Linked DNA regions of Mus musculus: region 1 is linked to region 2. Evidence: chromatin loops called from intact Hi-C (ENCODE). Cell type or tissue: gastrocnemius. All regions are shown on one strand. Each heading gives the region's core, and the rest is flanking DNA. Links, peaks and the distances in the headings are about the cores only.

Region 1 (7,568 bases), core at 1,527-6,526, 220 kb after region 2:
AGCAAATACCAAAAAACAGCCTTCAGGGGATTATTATAAATTTAACAAGACTAAAATGAATGGCAGTTAAATGCAAAATGTGATTGATCAGATACTAATATATATACACACACACATATATATATATACTTTCTGAAATACACACACACACATATACACATATTTCAGAAAACTGATATGCACTATGTCTTGGATGACACTTTATATGAAGGCTAAATGTCCTCAAAGTGACATTAATATTAATAAACCTACCACACAGGAGTCTTACTAATAGTTTGTGATCTCTAGGATCTCTAGGACTCGTCATGACTACAATCTATTCTCAAGTGCTTAAAGGAAGCTTGAAGATGCGCATGCATTTGTATGTACACATTCGAATGTAAAAGTGGATGCAGTATCCTTGTGCGTCTACGGTTTTGATAGAGTACAAATGAGGCAAAATATAATTTAGCTGAAATAACATATGTGTTATACTTGTCTTAATTTCTTGTGTGTGTGTGACTGTGCATACGTATAGGTTGGAGGTCAACCTCGGGTGTCAATCTCAGTTGTGTATTCGTGTTTCTTCTTTTTGGTTTTTTGAGACAGGGTTTCTCTGTATAGTCCTGGCTGTTCTAGAACTCATTCTGTAGGCCAGGCTGGCCTCGAACTCAAAGATTTGCCTGCCACTGCCTCCTAAGTCCTGGGTTTAAAGGTGTGCATCACCACTACCCAGCTCCATGTTTCTTCTTCTTCTTCTTCTTCTTCTTCTTCTTCTTCTTCTTCTTCTTCTTCTTCTTCTTCTTCTTCTTCTTCTTCTTCTTCTTCTTCTCCTTCTCCTTCTCCTTCTCCTTCTCCTTCTCCTTCTCCTTCTCCTTCTCCTTCTCCTTCTCCTTCTCCTTCTCCTTCTCCTTCTCCTTCTCCTTCTCCTTCTCCTTCTTCTTCTTCTTCTTCTTTGGTTTTGTTTGTTTGTTTGTTTGTTTGTTGAGACAGGGTTTCTCTGTGTAGCCGTGGCTGTCCTGGAACTCACTCTGTAGACCAGGCTGACCTCGAACTCAGAAATCCGCCTGCCTCTGCCTCCTAAGTGCTGGGATTAAAGGCGTGTGCCATCATACCCGGCTCCATGTTTCTTCTTTTGAGACAAGATCTCTCATACAGAAACTTGGTAGATGTGGCTGCCTGCCCAGCAAGCCCCAGATATCTACTTGTCTCTACCTCCCCAATGCTGGGATTGCAAATATGCCTCTGCACCCCCTGCCCTCTCTCTCTTAATGTGGGCTCTGATCCAACTCAGGTCTTGTACCATCTGCTTGGCCCGTGGTCTTCATTCCTGGATTGATGTGTTCCATATACAGAGCAAAGCACACAGTGTAAGTGCACATAGCGGACTTCTTGAAGTTTTTCTTTGGAGTTGAAAGTTTTACAACAAAATATTGATGAAAGCAAGCAGTGGGCTGGGTCACACACACTCTGAGTCCACTGCGCATCCTCATGAGGATAAGGTGGTGCTGTTGTTTTCTGAGGCCTCTTACACTTGGGATAAACAGCTAAGGCTGAGGTCAAATTCTTTGGAATAAATATCGTGTCTTAGAAAACTTGTCCCAAGTCTCAAACGCTCTGGTGCCAGTGAACATCACAAATCTCTTGTGTCTCATGAGACTTCCCCAGTGAAACGTGGAATTCTCCTTAGGCCTAAGCGTTAAACCTGGGATTGCTCACAGACTTGGAGAGTTTCCAAAGCAAACACAAGTATCTCCCTCCCCCCAGCCCACTGCCCTATCTCTGGGAAGGAGCTGTCAAACTCAGAGAGGTCAAGGAGCTGGAAAGCAACCCTGACTGCTTGCTTTGAAGATTTGCATTATTGGTAGCTCTCTGGTGGGCTGGGATGAGATGACTGGGTACCAGGCCAGCTGGCAGGAAGGAACCCCAAGGAGATGCTCCCCATCTCTGTCCCCCACCCCACCCAGCAGGCTTGCTTGCCAGCTTAGAGAAGTGATCTTGTCCTGCACCTAGCATGTCCTTAACTCTCACTGGTTAGTGTGGGGGAGACATCAGGGTCTTCAAAGTTGGCCCCTGGTGGTTTCCTTCCTTCTTCTCCTCGTCTACACCAAATTTTTTCAGGTCAGGAAAACTGGAGAATTCTCGGACAAATATGGTGGGAAGTCCTGAGGGAAACAAGACTTCCAAGTTCACAGGAACTCTCCTTCTTCTTCAGGAACTCGGAAGTCCTGTTTCGCTCAGGACTTCCCACCTCAGGCAAGCAAACCTGTCCCTCAACTGGGGCATCTGGAAATCACTCATCCTACTTGCTCAGCTCAAGGACAGGTGCTCAACGCTTCCCTCCTGTCTCTCCTTCCAGCCCTGCCCCTCTGTGATCTGCTTTCCTCCCAGGTGGCCAGGAAGCAAGATGAAGGAGATCAGAATGTGAAGTCCAAGATGATCCAGCTCGCCCTAGAATCTGGGCTTCTTCCTTCTAAGCACTTTTTCTTTTCTGCTACCCACCCCCCTCCCCAACAGAAAACAGTAGTGTCAAATACTGTGCTAAAGACACACTTCCATTTTAAGAAAAACCAGTCTGGCCTCAAGACTTCTCATTTTCATAAAGTGAACCAAAAGAAGGATTCTGAATTCCCCTGATTCGACGAGATTTTTTTATAAGGTCTTCTTGCCAGGAGAGCTGTTTTAATTGAAATCTTGGATTTTAAAGTATACCTGGACAGGCCTATTTCATCTGGGAAAGCCAGGGATGTTAATACAGAATTTTGTCTTTGTTTTCCTTCCAGTTTTTAAATAGGGAAGTGTTCAGAGCCTAGGGATGTGAATTGTGCCCTTGACTTTGACTTCATTATTTTAATTGTTTATAATCTTCATTGTAACACAAAAACTGCAGTTATTTCAACACAGACGAGAATGTATTCAGCAGTCAATCCCAGATAATGCCGAATTGTTGGATTCTAATGATGCTCGGCTCAAACATCAAAATGCTATTTCATAAAGAATACAGTATCTTTTTTATTGCTCTCACCGAGTTTGGCATTGACCATAGGAAGAATGGTAAGGGTCTATGATTCACAGAAGAATGATACCTCAGACTCAAACAGTATGCAAACGCAAAGAGTGTTTTATTCTGCTAAAGTCCAGCATGCTGGGGTCTTCCATTACCAAGATAGAGAGACAACCAAGTGAGCTTGCAGGCCAGATTTAAAGAACGTTAGTGGATTCCAGGGTAGGTAGTCTCCAGGGGCATTTCAAAACTAGGGTGTTGCGGGGGGGGGGGGGGGGGGGCTGGAAACTGTTGCTGAGGAAGTCTGGAAACTTGCTGACCCGTTGTCCTTGCTTCTGTCCAGGTGGCCGGGCAGCTTCTAATGGCAGGGCAGTTTCTGACTAGCTGCCTCAAGTCTGGGGCTTTTTTCTAGTAACTGGCTTACCTGGGCTTGCCTGGACTTGCCCAGTTGTTAGACCTAGACTCTCTAGACTTGCAGTTTGAAGCCTGTCATGGAGTCTCACAATTAATCTAGAAGGGCTGCAGAAATGGCTCAGCTGCTCTTCCAGAGGACCCAGGTTGATCCCAAAACCCACATGGCAACCTCAACCACTTGGAATCCCAGTTCCAGAGGATCTGACATCAACTTCAGACCTCTGTGGGCATCAGGCACACACGGGGTGCACAGACAAACATGCAGACCAAATTATACAAACAAAATTAAAAAAAAATTTTTTTTTTAATTGGGGGATGGGATGGAGTAAATGTTCTAGAAAACCTTATCCATGTGTTGGAGCCAACAAAGAGCTCTGGAGCTACTCCAGTTTAAACTGTCAAACATTAAGCTACCATTCCAAGACTGGGCCCCAAGTCTTAGAAAGTACCATCAACTCCCTGGGCGATTCTTAGCCATGGCATGGCTCACCGGCATCATTGCAGGAAAACGTCTCAAGGATGCTCCCTCTGTTAGCAACACAGCCTGTATAAGAGCACCCCAGCTCTTGCACAGCACCTGCAGACCAGAGCACCACAGCAATGCCTCTCTGTGGTAGGAGGGAAAAAAAAGCACCAAGGATTTATTGAGTCACAATCAGAAAATCTCTCCAGTTGTGAAAATGGCGTAATTTACAGATAGACAGACTACCAGTTCTGCATTAGATGAGGTGAAGAAAAGAAAAAGATTCCATTAAAATATTGTTATTTCACATTCTCTGGATAGCTGAGCTTCCTGACTGACATTCTTCTCCGAGTTGGAGAGGAAGCTCTACCCAGCTCAGCTCTGCGTGGAGTCCTGAGGCACAGGACAAAAGCATGGTCGATCAGTGCAGCATTCCGGAGTCAGGGGCTAACGGGGAGCCTTCTCCCTGCCCGAAGTCACGAGGTCACGGGGCAGGAGGAAAGAGGAAAAGAGTGGGGGAAAGTTGACCCAGGACTAGTTGCATGCCAAAGTCATTGTTCTGGCTCAGCCACTCCTTCCTGGAAAGTGGTGTGTGGGGGAGGGTTGCGCAGAGCCTCCCGGCTCCGGTTTCCCGGATGTTGCTGGCTCCTTGGAGATCCCTGGGGTCTGCTTATTTACCAGGCTTGAAGGCCCCAGGGACAGAAGGATGTGAGTGGAAATTATTCGAAGTGAGACACAAGGAGAAACCAAAGGCAAAGTAAAAGCTTTCACACGCTGCTCGCAGCTATCTTTCCGTGCAAATTCTAATCAATGAAGCAGATGTCATAGCTTTACTGCCTGCTACAACTTTCAAGTGTGTTTCATGGCGTTTTGTTTGTTTATTCATTTATTTATTCCAGCAATGACATTTGGAGAATGCTTTAAAAATGCCAACACAAAGAGAAGAGACACATTTAAGGCTTCTGGAAAACAACTTTTAGTGCATTTCAAGCTCATCTCTAGCTATTCCAAAATATATTTAGTTCTCTGAAGTCATTAACAGAGAGAGGACCAGGTCCCTGCCAGGAATCTCTCCCGCTCCCTCCCACGCGTAGTTGATTAATGGGATCTAGTCAGGCTGGGTTTTAATATGCTTTGCTATCCAGTGGCACACGGTCAGTGAGCTGAGAAGCAGAGTTCTGGAAAAGGCACGTGTGGAGAGTTGTGGAGAGCGCATGACTTTGGGTGGAGATCAGGGTGGGTGAATCCAGGGACTTGTATGGTGGGCACAATGAATGAAAGGGACAATCAATCTCTGCAGATCTGCTATAGGAAAATGCCCCAGCAGACTCACTGTGCAGATCCAGAGCACCCAGGAGCAGAGAAGAAGCCCCGTCTCCATAATAAGCCATTTACCAGGGTGCCTTAGACAGCGTTGAAATTCCCGACCTTGGCATATGTCTGGTACACTCCTGGTGCCTTTTGCTGGGAAGGCTGCGGAAAGGGCTCAAGCTGATGGCAGACGGAGGCTAGATCTACTGTAAACACTGACTCAGCGAAAGGCAAGGCGAGTGAAGGCCATTTCCCCCAGGAAGGAGATTTTCTGGTACCAGGCTCAAGTTCCCAGCAGAGGCCCATTCTGAGAATGTCATCCCATGTGTGGGTTTGGGACTCATCTCATCTTATGCTCCTCTTAGCATGGTACAATGTTTACCACGAGTGAATAGATGTCTGCAAGAAGGGCAGAATAAATATTGGTCTGCTCTCTAGGGAAGATGATGGTGTTGGCATTCAAAACTGGGACAAACAGGTGTGGTGCATATTTAACTTATCAAAGTGGACCTGGCCCTCAGGTTCTCCCAGAATCCCTCAGTCCCTACCTGGCATACCCAGCCCTCTACCCTGAACTTTCCAGCTGAGGAGTGGAGCTTCCTTCCCCGCCTCCAGAAGTTCTTCCCTCTATAACACTGAAATGTTGGTAGTCCCAGCCCTCCTGACCCTCTTTTTCTCTCTCTGCTTCCTCTTCTCCCTCCCCTCTGTCTCCCTCCTCATGGCAACTTATCTGGCCTTGTTCCTTGGGATCAGAGAGTGGCTTCCCAATCAACCTGCCTTTATATAATCTAATCAAGCTTGAATTGACTCATTTCATCCTAGCAGAGGGGCGAATTCTAGACAATGCCAGCAGAGGGGATCTTGAAGATTCTCAGTGCCTAAAATGTTGATAAATGGTGGAGCTGATAGGCTTTCCCGGTGCCCCTAGTGAGTCACTACCTGTTGTGTACACAGCCTGCGATGCTACCTGTACCCCCAGAAACAACTAGGAACATACTGTGTCACCTGAAAATAAGTACTTTCTTTAAAGGGGCAGGAAAAACACTGGATCATGGCAGACTGCCTGAGAATGCCTGTGTCTAACTGTGGCATTGTTATAATGACTATGGTGTCCCCAAGGTTCTTGTGCTACATGCCTAATTCTCTGTCACTGACACTATTATGGAATGTGATGGAAACTTTAGGAGATGTGGTCTTACTGAAGGAAGTAGGTCACTGTGGGTGTCTCCCTTTGAGGATTATGGCTGAATTCAGTCTTTTCCTATTTTCTGTTACACCCCCCCCCCCGTTTTTTTCCAATTTACACAAGCTAAGGCTATTTTGGAAAAGGGAAACTTAACTGAGAAAATGCCTCCTCCATAGGGTTGGCCAGTAGGCAAGGCTTTGGGGCATTTTCTTGATTAGTCATGGATATGGGAGGACCCAGGTCACTCTGGGGCAGGTGGTCCTGGGCTGTATATGAAATCAGGCTGAGCAAGCCAGTGAATAGCACTCCTCCATGATCTCTGCTTCAGTCCCTGCCTGCGGGTTTCCTGCCTTAACTTTCTGCTTTGACTTCTGTCAGTGATGGACTATGGCTGAGATGGGCTGCTTTGGGTCTTGGTCTTTAATCCAGCAATAGAACCCCATCTAAGACACTCCGCTTCCTATACACAGGAGCTTAGTGGTCTCTGCCTTATGCTTCTGCTACCAGGCTGTTTGGCTGGCCCAGAATCAACAGGGCCAAGGACAGGGGGCCGAAACATCGGAAGTCATGAATCCAAGTAAAATTCTTTGTCTTTTAACACATGAATGGAAAATAAATTCACTGGGGAGGGTGTGCAATCTGAAGTTACCTAACACAGGACTTAGGTAACTCCAATTCACACCAAGACAAGATAGACTCATTTAGAGACCCAAGAGTGGACTCAGAGACAAGGAGCACCTAAAAGTTGCTGGCACACAGAAGCTCGGTGGACGCTTGTATGGCGAACACTCATGGCTGAGTGAGTGGATGTGTATTTTGATGTGGGCGAGGCTTGTTAAGGGCTCTAAGACACGTATGGGCCACACTCAGGAAGAATGAGCAAAGCTTGAAGGAGCTGAGCTTGAGTGTTTATGGATGGCTGATCAGTGGGTACAAAGACTAACAACTGTGGCTCACTCTTGCAGATGTTTACAGCCAATTGTAGCAGTAGAGAAACCCACCTGATCCCAGCTTCACTGAACATGTGTAGATGTATTTATCCTTTCTTCACCACCTCCACACTACTATCTAAGGTTCCGAACCCAAGCCATGCAGAACATAGCAGTGTGCTTGGTAGATAAATAAACCAAAACTCTCTGCCCCTGTGAGGCTGGGCAGCAAAAGTGAACTACAGCCCTGAGGCAAGCAGGGAATCCCAAGGGAGAAATAGC
Region 2 (7,220 bases), core at 1-5,000:
CTTCCAAGATCGAAACAAGCTTATTAAACAGGTAGTTAGGCATGACACAGCCTGTACCTCTGAGACTGGTGCTCTGGCTGCCACCAGAGAGCTGTAGTGGATGCTTCCTTATCGCTGCTTCTCTCTGGTTTCTCTGTAACTGGGTGTAGCCCATAGTCATACCTTCATTGGAGATGAGACCAGCTTTGGTCCTCTTTTTGCTCCCCGAAGCCCTTCTGGCCCTCAGACATCCTGGACACTTGGCAATGTTAACTTCTTGGATATGGGCTCTAGTTTAGAATTTAGAGTTGGGGATTATAGAGGATCACTCAGCTGAAGGCTAAGTTGGCATGCTTTCCCCAGAATATTTTGTTCTTTCGAATTTGCAAGTTGTCATTATTGGCATTGAACAATAATTTCTATTGTGTGCACACACAAATACGCACAATATTGCAGTCCCTTTGGCAGAAAAGAAACATCAATGTTGGCATGATGGATTATTATAATTCTGGTTTGTTCCATCCTGGTGTCTGGTATTCCCCCCCCCCCCCCCGCCTTAGCCCACCCACACAGCTGGCAAGTTGGGCACTAGGACCCTCGTTAACGGCCAGTCAGGAAAAGGCCATTTCTTCCTACAGAGAGAGAGGGTTTTAAATCCATTATAGGACATTTCTTTGATGGGGAAACATTTCTTTATTGTTATCACTGACTCTGTCGAATCTCATACAAGTGTCTGCATTTTAATCTTGGCATTGCATCATCCTCTGCTCTCAGAGAGCCCTCCAATCCCCCTCCCACTTGGGGAAATCATCTTTCAAACATCGCTTGCTCCCTGGATCCTCTTTAATTTTCTTAGTCACTGGGAACTCTCTTTTCTCTTTTCCCAGATTCTCATAGGACTTTGGGCTTTTCTGGCTGAAGTTAACCCAGCAAAAAAAAAAAAAAAAAAAATATATATATATATATATATATATATATATATATATATATATGTTTGCTCGGATGTCTCATTCATCAAATAGAAGTCGTTTAGCTTTTACTGGTTGGCCCCTGGGTGTCCAGAAGGTTGTGGAGGGTTCAGAGGGGCAAGCCGGCGAGTGAGGGTATCTTGTCTAGAGCTAGACATGGTGGTGCATGCCACAATGTGGAGACGGAGACAAGAGGATCCAAATGTGCGTAGAGCCTGATCGAGGTAACCAGATCCTGTCTCAGGGGAGGGAAAATAAAGGGGAACAAACAAACCCCACGTTGTCCAGTTAGCTCGTGAAAAAAGAGTATGAAAAGTATCATCTGAGTTTTTACTAAGCATTGTCACCCAAATTGCATCAGTGATGGCTCTACAAACAGCAGCACAGCCTTACTTAGAAACTTCATATGTCTCGAAAAAGTGCCTTACTCTGAGGGTCTGTGGCAGTTTGGGTCGGGGGTGGAAACTGGAAGCAAGTAACTTAGGGACCATTCACTACTGTGTTCAATATTGTTCATGGCAGTCATCTTAACCACGAACTTTCCACTACCTGCTTGCTGCTCACCGGCGGATAAATGGCACCAGGAGAAGAGTAACAGGCAAAAAATTGATTCTCTTATAGTTTGCCCCCCCCTCCTGATTCCCCCCCCCCCCCCCCCCAGTTTCTCTGTGTAGCCCTGGCTCTCCTGGAACTCACTCTGTAGACCAGGCTGGTCTCGAACTCAGAAATCCGCCTGCCTCTGCCTCCCAAGTGCTGGGATTAAAGGTGTGCGCCACCACCGCCTGGCTCTTTATTTTCCTTAATAGATGATTATTAAAGAATAATAGTAAACAGAACCTGCAAATTCTCTTGAAGTTGTCACAGAAGGAACACAACAACAGTCACCACAACGACAAAATACTACGCAATTTTCCCCAGAGCCTACAAGCTCAACTTCCACCGCCTCCTCCAGAAGTTTCGATCTAGACGTAGACTTATTCAGCGAGTTGCAATTTAGCCTAGGGTGGAGTGTCAAAGTTTAAGTTCCTCTTGCTATCTATCGGGTAACTCCAGGTCTTTTGGTTTCTATAGCTAAAAGAGATGCTGGTAAATTTGGAACGTGGTTGCCTAAGTGGACTAGTCTTCCCTTCTCTCGACCAGTGCCTGCAACCTGGTCCCTTTAAGAGACCAGAACTGCGTCCGGCGTCGCAGCCCTAAAGGGATCCTCTCCTGTGCTCCTCCCCTGTCCGCGCGGTGAATGGTTCGTGCCGGCCTATATTAACCCGAGATCTTCCTCCCGGACGGCAATGATGTGAAGCGAGCAAGTCGGCTACCGCGCGCACGACCACAGAGGGCGCGCTGCAGATCGCCGAGAACCCCGAAGCGGAGCCGGACACCCCCGGAGGGAAGCAATGAGGTAGCGGCAGTCCCCGGAGCGGACGATGTGCGCGTCCTGCCCTCCGAACCCCGCGCTACCTTGGCCGAGACGGCCGAGCGCGAGTCTCCGGCGTCCCCTCGGAGCGAGGATGCAGTGAGCTGCGGGACCGCTGTGCTTGGCCCGCCGCGGCCAGCCAGACCTCTCGGACCACACTTGGGGCAAGCTGCTTATTCAGGGACCAGTCCAGCCAAGGGGCTCGCCCTCTTCTGCACCCACTGGGGGTGGGGAGCACCGGCCCCTGGGCGCACTGCTGTAGTTTCCGCGGCTCCTGGCCCTGGCCCAAGACTTGTGTGTGTGTCACGTTCGCTGAAGAAGAGTTCCAGCTTATTTCTCTCACCATCCCGGTTGCTTTGGCCGAGCCGCCCACCTTTATTTATTTGTACGCACTCATTTGGCCTTTTTCTAAAATATTTTCCGCTCCGCTCTCTTATTTTGTTGCTTGTTTGAGACTTTTGTCCTGGTCCTCCTCATCTAGGCTTCTCTCTCTCTCTCTCTCTCTCTCTCTCTCTCTCTCTCTCTTTCCTGAATATTTTTTTCTAATATCCTACCCCAGTCCCTGCGGGGTTCCCAAGCACTATCTGGCCTCTCCTGCCTCCATCTCCCTGCCCCGGAGGTCCTCCCAGCCTGAGTTTTATTTTTCGAGCTTGCCCGGGCCAAGCGTAGCCTGGGTTGGTGGCCCTGCGGGGCTCTCACCCCGCGCTCGGCCACCGCCGCCCCAGCCACTCCCGGGCGTCCTCCGGAGATGCTGCCGTGGAAGAAGCACAAGTTCGAGCTGCTGGCCGAGGCGCCGCCGCGGCAGGCGTCCAAGCCTAAGGGCTACGCTGTGAGCCTGCACTACTCCGCGCTCAGCTCCTTGGCGAGAGCCTGCCCGGAAGGCGCGCTCAGCCGGGTGGGCAGCATGTTCCGCTCCAAGCGCAAGAAGCTGCACATCACCAGCGAGGACCCCACTTACACTGTGCTCTACCTGGGGAATGCCACCACCATCCAGGCGCGCGGGGACGGTTGCACTGACCTAGCGGTGGGCAAGATCTGGAGCAAGAGTGAGGCCGGCCGTCAAGGGACTAAGATGAAGCTGACCGTGAGTGCGCAAGGCATCCGCATGGTGCATGCCGAGGAGCGAGCGCTGCGACGTCCCGGCCACCTCTACCTGCTGCACCGCGTCACCTACTGTGTGGCAGACGCGCGGCTACCCAAAGTCTTCGCCTGGGTATACCGGCATGAGCTGAAGCACAAGGCGGTAATGCTACGCTGCCACGCGGTGCTGGTGTCCAAGCCGGAGAAGGCTCAGGCCATGGCTCTGCTGCTTTACCAGACATCAGCCAACGCTCTGGCAGAGTTTAAACGTCTCAAGCGGCGGGATGATGCGCGTCACCAGCAGCAGGAGTTGGTGGGCGCACACACCATCCCACTAGTGCCGCTGCGCAAGCTGCTCTTGCACGGACCTTGCTGCTACAAGCCGCCAGTGGAGCGCAGCCGCAGCGCTCCCAAGCTGGGCTCCATCACCGAGGACCTGCTTGGGGAACAGCAAGAGGAGGAGCTGCAGGAGGAAGAAGAGGAGCATCTGGAGGACTGCCTGGAGGAGGAGGAAGAAGAGGACGGTGTGGGGGATGGGGATCCAGCAGAGGAAGAGGCTGAGGCGCAGAGGGCGCTGGTGGTGGCCATGCAGTTGGAATGTGAGGACTTGCTGGACCCGCTGGAAAATGGCCACGAGGAGGCGTTGGGGGACGGCGGGGTCTCGCTGGGCCCCAGCTCGGGGACATCACTTCCTCTGTCAGTCTGTGCCTCAGACATGAAGGCCCAACTGTCACAGCTTATTAGTGACCTGGGCGACCTTAGCTTTGGCAATGACGTGAGCACCCTGGAGACCGATTTAAGGGTGACACGCCTGCTGTCGGGCGAGAGCACAGGCAGCGAGAGCTCCATCGAGGGCGGAGGCCTGGATGCCACCCCTGTCAGCCCTGGCAACCCATCGGGCCCTGCTGACAGCACCAGCCTAGATGAGCCCTACTCGGGCTAAGCTGCCAGAAGACTTCTCTGTGCGCCCCTCCCAACATACACATAGTGGCTCCCCAACAGTAGTTCTATTCCCCCTAACCTCCAGGAAAGGGAAAATGATGCACTTGAAGCCCAGACCCGACTTTGGAGTTTTCTGGGGAAGCTATTCCCTCTTGCTAGTTGCCCCAGCGCTTTGGCTCAGAGGTGGCTCAGGTTGTGAACAGGGGGATGGGGGGCAGGGAGGGCGAGAAGCACTACAAAGGTGGGTGAGGGAGAGCTGGCTGAAGTTGGAAAAGGCCAAGGGCGGGCTGGAGGTGCCCAGCAGCCGGTTTCCTGTTTGTGAGGCAGCTGGGGCTAGGGAAGGAGGGGTTAACTTCCTCTCCAGACCCCCTGACTGGAAGGCCTCTTTCTGTCATCAATATCTCATTAACAAAGTCACTTTCAAAACGTTGGAGGCTTCAATGCCACTTTACCTGCCCCCAGTTCTTTCGGATAGGGGAGCTTGGGCTGTTTACCTCAGACTCAAACTCTTGAAAGTTTGCCAAATTTCTCAAATAACTCTTCTTGGGGGGGGGGGCAGTGTATGAAAGTCGTGTTTTGTTTACAGTTAAAGAAACCTAATATCTAAAAAACAAAAAAGGAATTTTCCTTTAGAAATACACACCTTCCTCTGGCCCCAAAGCTCCTACTCCATGATGCTATGTAAAATATTTTTGCACTGTTGTGAAGTATTTTTGACTTTTTGTTTTTTGTACATAACTGTGTTCTCGGAGCTGAATGTTTATATCTCTTTTGCTGTGCAAAAGATACCTGTAAAATGTTGTACGGTTGTATATATGGAAATGTGTATAAAACATTTTGTTATTTTTTTGAGCAGCCTTGTTTCAGTTCTGTTGGCATGTCAGCAGCGGGGTGAGAATAAAGAGGAAAAGCTGTCAGAACAGGCGAGAGCCTCTGGAAATGCTACCCCAGATGATTGGCGGGGAGGAGGTGGGGGCGGGGTTGTGCCTCCAGTTTTAGTGTGGTCCTGCTGTGGCTGGAAGAGAGCCGGAGGTGAGACCTTGCCACCCATAGCGTGCTTTTGGATCAGACCAACTCGGGGTGTTTTATCTGTGGCCAGCCTCTGTATATTTCATATTCCCATTGTGTGTGTGTGTGCAGTTTTGCTTGCTTGTTGCTTTTGAGACAAGAGACGCACTGTGCGGCTCTAACTGGCCAGGAACTTCCTAATACAGACCAGGCTGGCTTCAAATTGAGAGATCTGCTTGCCTCTGTTTCCCAAATGTTGGGGGTCAAAGCTGTGCAACATTCGTTATGCCTGGCATATGGATTTTTTTTTCCTTCAAGCTAATTTTGGAGAGGTCAGTGTAAATTCAACTGCCCACGCTGTTTACACGAGTCACGTGGATGGCTGTTTACTGAGTGACTTGCCGTGTGCTGAGCTTTTTTTTTTTTTAACCACCTCCTGTGGGTTGGCCTAGTGACCAAGTACAAACATAATCTATAGTCCTTTTCCTCTGCAAATTGCCACGGTGCTTTGGAGACCGGACTAGCACCCTAAAGAGGGACTCAGTGGAGTGAGGCCTTTGTTTTTCTCTGGGAAGAAAAGCAAAGAGAAAAGTTGTAGGCCCCAGCCACCCGGGGGTGGGGGGTGAAGTGAGTAATGGCGCAGGTGGGGCTCGGGGAGACAGCTTGAACTGCCTGTTTCCTGCCCTTGCAGCCCAGCCTGGCCCAGTGGGAACCATTCTGAGAGCAAGACAGCGGAGCTGTTGGCTTGGCGTGCGGGTGTGTGCTGTGGGCTGTTCATGCTTTCTCCGTTTGTTTCTGTTGTGAACTCCAACCAGATGTCTCTGGTTGGGTTACACCCAGAAGCTGCCCGAATTCCCTTCTGCCAATCATTTTTCCCATTGCCCTTTTGGATCTCTCTTCCTGTGCGGCCGAAATGGATCTCACTACTGGCCCTTTCGAGCTGTCCTGAGGCCACTTTGCTTTGTTTTCTTCCAAAATATGTTCTGAACGGCTAGGCCCAAGAATCCCGAGGAGACTGGAGGGCACTGGAATCAGAGAGGAAGGGAGGGTGAAGTTTTCTTCCTAATTAATGGGAGTGGTTCAGCAATAAACCTATCCCTTTAAAAGAAAATAAAAGGGGTGGGGGTGTGGGAAGTATTTTTTTTCTTTTAATATTCAATGTCTTTTTAAGGACACAGGCCACACCTTTTAATCCTCTAGTTTGGTCTGGTAAAGTCTTCATCTCCCAGAATGCATCAGAGGTACATCATCGAATGACATTTTGAAATGTTCAGGTAGACATCAGGAAGGGAAGCAGCAGCACACCCTGCTGCAGCCGTCTTTGGCGACACCGCCCGCAGATAGCTGTGTGAGCCATCGGTCTCCTGTCTGACAGAGTTCACATTTCCAGTTACTTCCACACTGCCAACTTCCTCCACCGAACAAAACCTAAGGACGTCTAAGGCAGTGGAGCTGATACAATTCCTACCCAGGAATAGGCCCTTAACTGTTAGCCAGACCTCACGCCAAGGTTGGCTTTCATCAGCAAAGGCTGTAGATAGGACAACAGCGTTTAAGCCAATGCCACCAGCAAGCACAAGGCGATTCTGTCTTTAAAGTTTGATTTTCTTTTTTTCCTGCCTTCTTGCTTGATTTAGGAGTAGGAACAAGAAATGCTGATGGAAAAAGAGGCAGCACCCTTCCTCCCTCTCTCGTCCTTGCCTCCCTCTTGCTCCCCTTGGCTTCTTGGCTGTTTGTCACCGCACCTCAGGGCTCTTGGCTGATGTAATTCTAGAAGAGATGCGAAGGGGAAACACGATGCAGTGGCTTGCTTCATCTCCGTCTTCCAGGGA

The links. Peaks named below come from ENCODE experiments on the same cell type or tissue, not always from the same donor. Only the 100,000 strongest peaks of a DNase experiment are listed, where the experiment ranks them.
Region 1: a loop joins it to region 2, with 4 times the contacts of the local background. A loop is called at or near these places in 8 of 42 quality-filtered maps.

What each region holds. Positions count from the first base shown.
Region 1 is chr16:30,817,036-30,824,603 of GRCm38, forward strand. No RefSeq gene overlaps it. Among named protein-coding and RNA genes, the nearest start is that of Gm26295, 6.7 kb to the left of the region's middle. In gastrocnemius, for the core only: no CTCF peak of the experiment used is centred there; a DNase peak (open chromatin) is centred at 4,466; H3K4me3 peaks cover 1,316 bases; H3K27ac peaks cover 3,491 bases.
Region 2 is chr16:30,597,494-30,604,713 of GRCm38, forward strand. Fam43a (family with sequence similarity 43, member A) reads left to right here and starts at 2,230. Exons shown (of 1, transcript NM_177632.3): 1 at 2,230-5,304. The coding sequence starts at 3,107. The coding sequence ends at 4,381. In gastrocnemius, for the core only: CTCF peaks have their summits at 2,282 and 4,052 (motif pointing right); DNase peaks (open chromatin) are centred at 1,077, 2,230, 2,580, 3,180 and 2 more places; H3K4me3 peaks cover 3,607 bases; H3K27ac peaks cover 3,418 bases.